Linked DNA regions of Homo sapiens: region 2 is linked to region 1. A link is an interaction called in ENCODE POLR2A ChIA-PET data of the cell type or tissue named here. Cell type or tissue: HepG2. All regions are shown on one strand. Each heading gives the region's core, and the rest is flanking DNA. Links, peaks and the distances in the headings are about the cores only. Region 1 has its middle 27 kb from the start of MTIF3. Region 2 has its middle 28 kb from the start of GTF3A.

Region 1 (4,397 bases), core at 322-4,321:
TTCCTGCTGGTACTAATCTCTCAGTGGCTTCATGGTCCCTGTTGGCCTCTTAGCTCTTCCTTCATTTATGAAGCCAATTCTTAAATTTATTTTCCTCATTTTAAATATTTGGAGATATTTTCATTTTCCTGGTTGGACCTTGACTGCTAATATCTGCTATGATCTGAATGTGTCCCTCAAAATCCATATGTTGGAAACTTAATCTCGATGCAACAGTGTTGGGAGGTGTTTGGGTCACAAGGGCTCTGCTCTTTTGAATAGATTAATACTGTTTTAAAAGGGCTTGACAGCAGAAGTTGGATTCTTTTTCACTCTTCCGTCTTCTGCCACGTGAGGACTCAGCAAGAAGGCCCTTGCCAGATGACAGTGTCTTGATCTTGGACTACTCAGCCTCCAGAGCTGTGAGAAAAAAGTTTATGTTCTTAAGTATTCTGGTATAGCAGCACAAAATAGACTAAGACAGTATTAGTTTGATTATGGCCTTAAAGCCTGGGCATGGAGGTATTCCATCTGCTGGATTGAGGGCTGCTCAGGGCTGAGTGTCAGAACTAGGAGATGGCAGAAGAAGAGGCTGTGTGTATGTGTGTGTCCCAGATAAACACCAGTAAGAAAGCCATGGCATTGGTAAGATCATCCTGCATGGCCAAGCTCCTCTCCTCTTCCATGTCACCACTCTATCTTTCCCTCAACCTGGAATATTAATGTCATGTTCTATTTCTCCAATGCCTTGCTCTAAGCTAGCTGTTAATTAATTCCTCTGAAAAATTTGCCTGATGACTACTTAAGAATTAATCAGTTTCCAGGGTATTTTTATAGAGGAAAAAACATTAAAAGATTTTATTTTATAGAAGAAACAAAATAAAAGGTTACTCTTGTAACCTTTTTTGATTACAAGAGTAATATAGGCTTCTATAGACATTTTGAAAGAAAAAATAAAAAATAAACTAAAAACCAATGATAATCCCAGCCACTCAGAAGAAGCTTTCTTAACATTATGATGTATCAGTATGAAGTCTTTTTTTAAATTGCATATATGCACAAGCCTGTGTGTGTGTTTGTGGGTGTGTCAGGGTTGGTTGTATTCATAGCTAAGATTATATCATATATGGTTCTGTACCCTGTTTTATCACATAAGAATCAAAGGCTCTTTGAAGTCAGAAAGTCCCCCTACCTCCCACCCCAAAACATGAAATTAATTCAGCCTAACAACATCGAGTGGGTTCTCTCCTATGTTTCCCTACGAAGTGCTGGTACAAAGGAAGAATGAATTGGAAACACGCCGACATCACCATATACAGACCCCAGAAGAACGATCTTGTGTGTTTGTGTGCACAAATCAAGTGAGAAACTGTAAAAAGGTGCCATTGGGAGGAAGTGGTCAGTAGCAGAATAGGACTGTGGGGTGCCCACCCCATCCACCTGACCCTACCTGGCAAAGCAATGAAGCATGCTCTCCCAGAAAGGGTGGTGTAGAAACCCCCACTTCAGCCCCCTCCTACACAGAATAACTTCTCCATCCAGAGGAGATGTGTCCTCAGTAATAAGTGTCTTTTGCAAAGAACGCATCCGCTGCACAATTTATTCTTAGGTTCTACCTAGTATCTGGCCCGTCTCATAGATAACAAGCATAGTATCGTGTACTGTGTGCATACAGGTAGAATTCACAATTTCCTTGAGATTTTGGGGCTTCTGAATCCAGGAGTAGATCATCTCAGCTTTATTTTGTTCTTCACTAAAAAATAAAGCATTTTGGATGTGGCTATGGCATACAGTAATATATAGCAGGCAGAGGAGACACGAATAAAGACTACCGCCTTAACAAAGACGCTGGTATCACCCCTCTTTCTGTTGAGCTCCGTTTGACTGTGAAATGTTTAAAGGAGAGAGGCTAGGGTGATGGCTCAGGAGATATTATGTTAATGAAAAGCAGGATAAATGCGCAAATGATTTGCATAGAAGGAACCTGATCTAGCTGATATTTGAAGAGGAAGTCCTGGGGGAGGTGCCCCACGTAATGGGCCTTTCTTTGTCAGCCCTGGATCTGAAAGAAGTGTCTGAGCCTAGAAAAACAAGTTCACAGTTTCCGTCTCACCCAGTGAATGCTTGCAAGACTCCACACCAGTGTTTCCAATCAGAGCAATGATTCTGCAATTGTGTGTGTACTTGTACTAATGTTTGCTCTAGTAATGACTAATAATGGCGGGGGCACTGCCCCTGGAGGCCGGTGACGGGGCCAGCTGCCCGTGTGTGCAGATGTTCGTGGTTCTGAGCTCAGCCTGCTCAGGACAGTGTAGGAAAAAAGGGATTCCTGAACCACCGTGATCTTACACAGTCATATTGAGGCTTTCTCCTGCTGGGTGTCATTCCAGTTGTAGTTCTAGGGAGAATTTCACCCCTGCCCCAAGCCCTTGCTCCTGTATCCACAGCTAACACCAGGGCTTATGGCTCAGGACAAGGTCAGGTGGTGGTAATGCTGATGGAGCTGAGGTAGGGCATTCAGGCCTTGCCAAGAGGGTTTCTGGACCTTATAAGGTACCCAAGGCCCCAGACCCTTTCCACCATTCTTCTCTCCAAGGGAAATGCTGCTTTACGTGTCAGCCAATACAATTCAGGGTAATTATGGGAGCAAATGTGTTCTCACCCATATCTCCCTTCAGACTAGATTTAGGGTAAGAGAAAAGAAGGGCGGTGATGTTGCTGAGTGTCTACTATATGCTGGGTGCTGTGCTGGTGTTTTATTCTCTAAATTCTTCAAGCAATGGCCAGGCACAGTGACTCACACTTGTAATCCCAGCACTTTGGGAGGCTGAGGTGGGCAAATCACCTGAGGTCAGGAGTTCGAGACCAGCCTGGCCAAAATGACGAAACCCCATCTCTACTAAAAATACAAAAAGTTAGCCGGGCATGGTGGTGCATGCCTGTAGTCCCAGCTACTTGGGAGGCTGAGGCGGGAGAATTGCTTGAACCCAGGAGATGGAGGTTGCAGTGAGCCAATATTGCACCACTGCACTCCAGCCTGGGTGGGAAAGCAAGATTCTGTCAATCAATCAATCAATCAATCAATCAATCAATAATAAATTTAGCCTGCCTCCAGCCCCATGCTCCTTCCAACATTTATTCTTTCACCACATTCACATCTGTGGAGCGCCGCCTATCTGTCAGGCATTCAGGACTGCCGGGGTGAGCTAAACATTGGGTTTGGAGTCCACCGGCAGAAACAGGGGTCCACCGGCAGAAACAGGGGTCCCCCACAGAACCAGATGTGTAATGACAGGTCTGAGCTGTGCTGGGAGGAAGCACAAGGGGCCCTGAGAGAGGAGGCTGTGCTTCTGACTTGGATGGGACCCTGGGTTTGGATTGGACTGGCGTGAGGAGTTAACCAGGTGAAAAGCTGTGGGAACAGCTTCCCAGGCCCAGGCCCCAGAGGAATGAGAGGACACTGGGGGCCTGGGATGGAGGGAGGCTGGTGATCCTGCAAAGGGGGCACAGCCTGATGGCTTTTTAAAGATTTGGGCCTCATCCCACCTGCGGTCATACAATCAGTCTTGCGTTTTTGCAAAGAACATTCTAAAACCACCCAGTGTCCATCAACGGATGAACAGATACACAAAATGTAGAGTATGATTTAGCCTTAAAAACAAAGGAAATCCTGTCACATGCTACGACTGGATGAACTCTGAGGACATCATGCTATGCCAGGCACAAGGGGACAAACACCGCAAGATTCCACTTATGTGAGGTACCAGAACAGTCAGGTTCCTGGAGACAGAAAATAGAACGGTGGTTGCCAGGGGCTGGGGAAGGCGGGAATGGGGAGTGGTTGTTTAATGAGCACAGAGTTTCTATTTGAGAAGATGAAGGGGGTTCTGGAGATGGATCATGGTGCTGGTTGCACAACAAAGTGAATGTTCTTAATGCTGCTGAACTTCAACTTAAAAATGGTTAAAATGGTAAATTTTATGTTATGTGTATTTTAACCAGTTTTTATAAACAAAGAACATCCTAGCTGCCAGGTGGAGAACAGATTAGAAGGAGGGTTAGATCGTGAAAAACAGAACCAGATATGACACTTTCAGGAGTGCAGGTGAGAGATGATACTGTATTCATCTCCTTAGGTAGGAAGTCCCACCTAAAAATTCCTCGGGGGATGTTCTCTGTTTTCCACAATGTCTGATTGGGTGTTTGTTCCAATGGAGGCTGCCTCTTTCAACCGTGAGCTCCTGTACAAACCCAGCAGAGGGTTGGAGCTCCGTAAACTGGGGGCATCTGAGCTTCCACGGCATGCCGTTAGCTGTCTTTACCTGCCAGGTGGGCTGGGGCTGAGCCTGGCTATGTTTGTCATCATAGGCCTTTGAGGATGAAAGTAAAAGACTGTGGCTAGGATCCCCAATGAATCA
Region 2 (4,397 bases), core at 321-4,320, 81 kb after region 1:
AATACTCTCGATGCTAATGAGAAGTATTTTACAAGTTTGGATCAGTATGGTAAAATACCTATATGTCTGTATCAGCCATATACTTTAGACTTTCTTGTCTAAAGTGCAAAGAATAATACTTCATTTCAATGTGTGTACAATATCCGAGGCTCTCACATTCTGTGTACATGGGCATATGCCGTACCTCATGCTTTTAAAGCACAAACTCATATATTTGAAACTGACAAAAGAAAAAAGACCTATAAGAAAACGTGTTGTTATTCCCAAGTGATTGATACATAAATTAGAACATGGAAGTTTTTCCAATGTTGAATGAATATGGGGGAAATGATTTCCCCAAAGTTAAGTAATTCCGTAGTTCAGCTGAAATGATACCTCAAGTCTCTGGGCTCCTGGGTCACTGAACCTTCGAATCCCCTTCAGAGCACTGTCCAGAGAACCTTCGCAGGTTGGCAAAGGCCTGAAAGAAACGTGGTCCTGTCATCGCCCTTTCTGGCTCATCCTTTGTCTGGCGTTCTGGGGCTTCAAGGCCAGGAGGGTTATAAGATTTGATTTGAGAAGATATTTGGATTCCCCTAACTACTTGATAAGGGAAACACACAAAAGATTTGTTTTTGCAAGAGGATGACGTTGATCATTGTAAGTGGAATAAAGAAAAATGTTTTCACTCTAATGATTGAGAATTATTTGCAAATATTTATATATACACAAAAATTAAAAAGAGAGAAGACAAGCAATGGGTGGGAAGAGAAAAGAGAACAGGGAGGAAGAAAGTGCTCTGGGAAGCAGGGAAGAGCAAGAGGAGACGAGGTGAGAATATAAATAAACATTCTTTCCTGGTTTCCAGACATCGAATGAGGACAACTCTGATAGCAACTCTTCAGTTCTTTCAACCAACATATTCTCTCTAATACATGCTTATGTTTGTCATCACCAAATGAAATAATGCAAGTGAAGCTCTTATAAGAATAAATGTTAGCCCGGGTGCAGTGGCTCAAGCCTGTAATCCCAAAACTTTGGTAGGTCAAGGCTGGCAGATCACTTGAGGTCAGGAATTCAACAACAGCCTGGCCAACATGGCGAAACTCCGTCTCTATTAAAAATACAAAAAATGAGCCTGTCATGATGGCGTGTACGTATAATCCCAGCTACTCAGGTGGCTGAGGCATGAGAATTGCTTGAACCCAGGCGGCAGAGGTTGCAGTGAGCAGAGATTGCACTCTGCACTCCAGTCTGGGCAATAGAGTAAGATTCTTGCCTCAAAAAAAAAAAAAAAAAAAAAAGGCCGGGCACGGTGGCTCATGCCTGTAATCCCAGCACTTTGGGAGGCCGAGGCGGGCGGATCATGAGGTTGGAAGATTGAGACCATCCTGGCTAACACGATGAAACCCCATCTCTATCAAAAATACAAAAAATTAGCCAGGCGTGGTGGCGGGCGCCTGTAGTCCCAGCTACTTGGGAGGCTGAGGCAGGAGAATGGTGTGAACCCAGGAGGCAGGGCTTGCAGTGAGCCAAGATGGCACCACTGCACTCCAGCCTGGGTGAAAGAGCGAAGCTCTGTCTCAAAAAAAAGAAAAAACAAGAATAAATTTTAGTCAATAAGTATTAACTAACAATACCAACAATTGCAACAATACAAGTAGTGTAGTGATGCAATTGAGTGACAATTTATGGAGGACTTTGTATTGTGGGGCACTGTGCCTGGCACTGTGAATGATGCAGGGACTATAGCACACTCCCTTTGCCTTCACCATGCTTACAGTCTCCCTGAAAGGATGAGCGTATGGGCATCTAACCAATAATTTAAGCAGAAAAAAGCGGAAGTGCATGCAGAGGCATGCTGAAGCCAGTGCCCACCTCTCTTCCCAACCCCAGGTTCAGCAACGTCACCGTGGTGGCTTGGAATCAGCCACAGGAGAGTGTTTACACCACAGGAATGGCAAACACAACAAAGCAGGCCTTATTCTTTTTCTCCCCAAAGAGCTAGTTGTTAAACATTTACCATTACTGTTCAAAGGTGAGAAGACATTTGCACTAGGCTCATAGGCGAAGAGTGAGTTCTGTTCTTGGGAAGCATGTACTCCAGCACTCTGCCCTGTCTTGCCATTTGTCTATCAGTTGCGGATTTGCTTCTCAGCTGCAGGCTCTGAAGGAGAGAAGTAACAGTGGACGCAGGTCTGTGGAGCACCCAGTACCCTCCTACACATCCCTCCCAAGTCAAGGCTGAGGTGCACAATGCTGACCCGTGTGCTGGGATCACATCTAGCGTGAGAGTGTTTAAGCAGAACGTCTCTAAAGTGAGAGGCCAAAAGCTGATGAAAATACAGCATTGTGGACAGGAAAACTCTCACTGTCCTGGACATTTTCCTATTCAATTTAACCTAAATTATCAAAATCACTGAAATCAAATTTGTCCTTCAGAGATAACTGGATGTATTGATTTGCATTAAAAGAAAAGAAGTGGAGGTCCGCAATCTCCATTAACTTCATTTTCTTCTTGCTGTAATTATATAAATTGCCTTTAAAACAATTATTGAACCATTAAGGATTTATGGGAAAATGTTCATTGTCCAAGACACTATTGCTTTTTTGTAGCTACACATGCAGTCTTAAATACAAACAAGAGGAAACCACAGTTATATCCATGAAGTGGGAAAGGGATGTATGCTTATTATATATCCTCTGATGAAGAGTTTTGAGCCAGCTGGAGTGTCCGGTGAGATTACTAAAACGTTCTCAGTAACTACCTATATTTGACTTTGGCACCTTTTTAAAAGTCAAAAGAGGCATTTGCAAGCAGCCATAAAAAGTCATTACATAAGCAGAACAATTGAGGCTCCTCAGCATCTGGGGAAGGCAACACATCTGTCTTCTGTCTATTTCTTCCCTAAATGTCTCCCTGAATCAACTTTTATGGTGGTGGGGGAGGTAGGAGGCTGTCGTAAATATCCCATTCTATTTGAATCCCAGAGTTAACAATACCCCCTGTGACTATAAACACAAGATGTTGCATTCAGGAGAGAGGTGCACTCAAGTAAGCAGAGATCTTTGTGACAGTGGTCTCGGTGTGGGCCACAGGCCAGCTAATCACATTACCATGAGAGCCAAGAGGTGGCCCCCAGACAGTGAAATAAAGAGGAGGGGAAAAGCAAGACTAATCTCGTTAAAAGGAAAGCCATGGTAGACGCTACTTTTACACAGCTGCTTAAAACGCCCCGTTTTCCCAGGACTGGATCACCTGGGCGTCCTCTGCGGCCGGGCTAGTTTCGAAGCATTGTTCGGTCCCGCCAAATGCTGGAGCCTCCTGAGTACATGCAGACCTTGTCTTCAGAGTCTTGTTTATAAGAAAAAAACAGACTTCACCGCCTCATCCCAAAAAAAGCCTTCTGGAGACGCTGTCTTCCCTCATTATCCTATTTTCAGTTGACTATTCCCCAAATTTTCTAAAAAGACCACGTTGCCCAAAGACTCCAATAAAAAAGTCCAGCTTTGCATATCTACTGCAACCTAGAGGAAAGATCAAACCAAACCTGAGGAAATCCCCTAGATCAGCCATTCTCAAAGTGTGGTCCAAGGATCCCTGGGGGGACCCAAGACACTTTCAGAGGTCCCCAGGCTTCTCCCTTTCCCAACAGCATATCTAGTGATGCTGGGTGTTCTTAATATCCTGCAACTCAACAGCCTATTACAAGAGATGGAAACAGACGTGAGAACCAGCTGTTAAAGGGATTTGCAAACTACAAAGCAAGACATTAAAGAGATTTGCAAAAATGAAAAGCAATGCTACTCTTTCCACTTAATGTTTTGTTTTGAAAACTATAATTATTTTTTATAAGAATATGTACGTTGACAAGTAAAGGATTTACTACTGTTATTTTAAGTGAATTAACAAATCAGTATTTCTTTTTCTCACTGTCATCCAGGCTGGAGTGGAGTGGCACAATCTTGGCTCACTGCAACCTCCGCCTCCAGGGTTCAAGCAATTCTTGTGCCTTAGCCTCCCGAGTAGCTGGGATTACAGACGTGCGCCACCACGCCCAGCTAATTTTTGTATTTTTAATAGAGATGAGGTTTCGCCATGTTGCCCAGGCTGGTCTCGAACTCCTGACCTCAAGTGATCCACCCACCTCGGCCTCCAAAAGTGCTGGGATTACAGGTGTGAGCCACCATGCCAGCCTCAAATCAGTATTTTTACATTTCTCTGTTCATGGTAAATAGGGGTAGATGTATAACCCATGCAAATAAAAGCTCTTTGGCCGTGTAAAGAGGCCCAAAGACCAAAAAAATCAGAACTCCTGCATTAGAAAGACATCAGCCTGAGAAACATACCAAGACCTCATTTCTAAAAAAAAAAAATTAATTAATTAATGAAAGACAAAGAAACACATGAAAATGTT

What was found. ChIA-PET counts read pairs that join two places held together with the same protein. Peaks named below come from ENCODE experiments on the same cell type or tissue, not always from the same donor. Only the 100,000 strongest peaks of a DNase experiment are listed, where the experiment ranks them.
Region 2: POLR2A ChIA-PET joins it to region 1 with 5 read pairs; 2 of 35 experiments call an interaction of 5 or more read pairs at or near these places.

The regions. Positions count from the first base shown.
Region 1 is chr13:27,475,185-27,479,581 of GRCh38, reverse strand. No RefSeq gene overlaps it. Among named protein-coding and RNA genes, the nearest start is that of MTIF3, 27 kb to the right of the region's middle. In HepG2, for the core only: no CTCF peak of the experiment used is centred there; a DNase peak (open chromatin) is centred at 2,141.
Region 2 is chr13:27,394,040-27,398,436 of GRCh38, reverse strand. No RefSeq gene overlaps it. Among named protein-coding and RNA genes, the nearest start is that of GTF3A, 28 kb to the left of the region's middle. In HepG2, for the core only: no CTCF peak of the experiment used is centred there; a DNase peak (open chromatin) is centred at 1,966; H3K4me3 peaks cover 449 bases.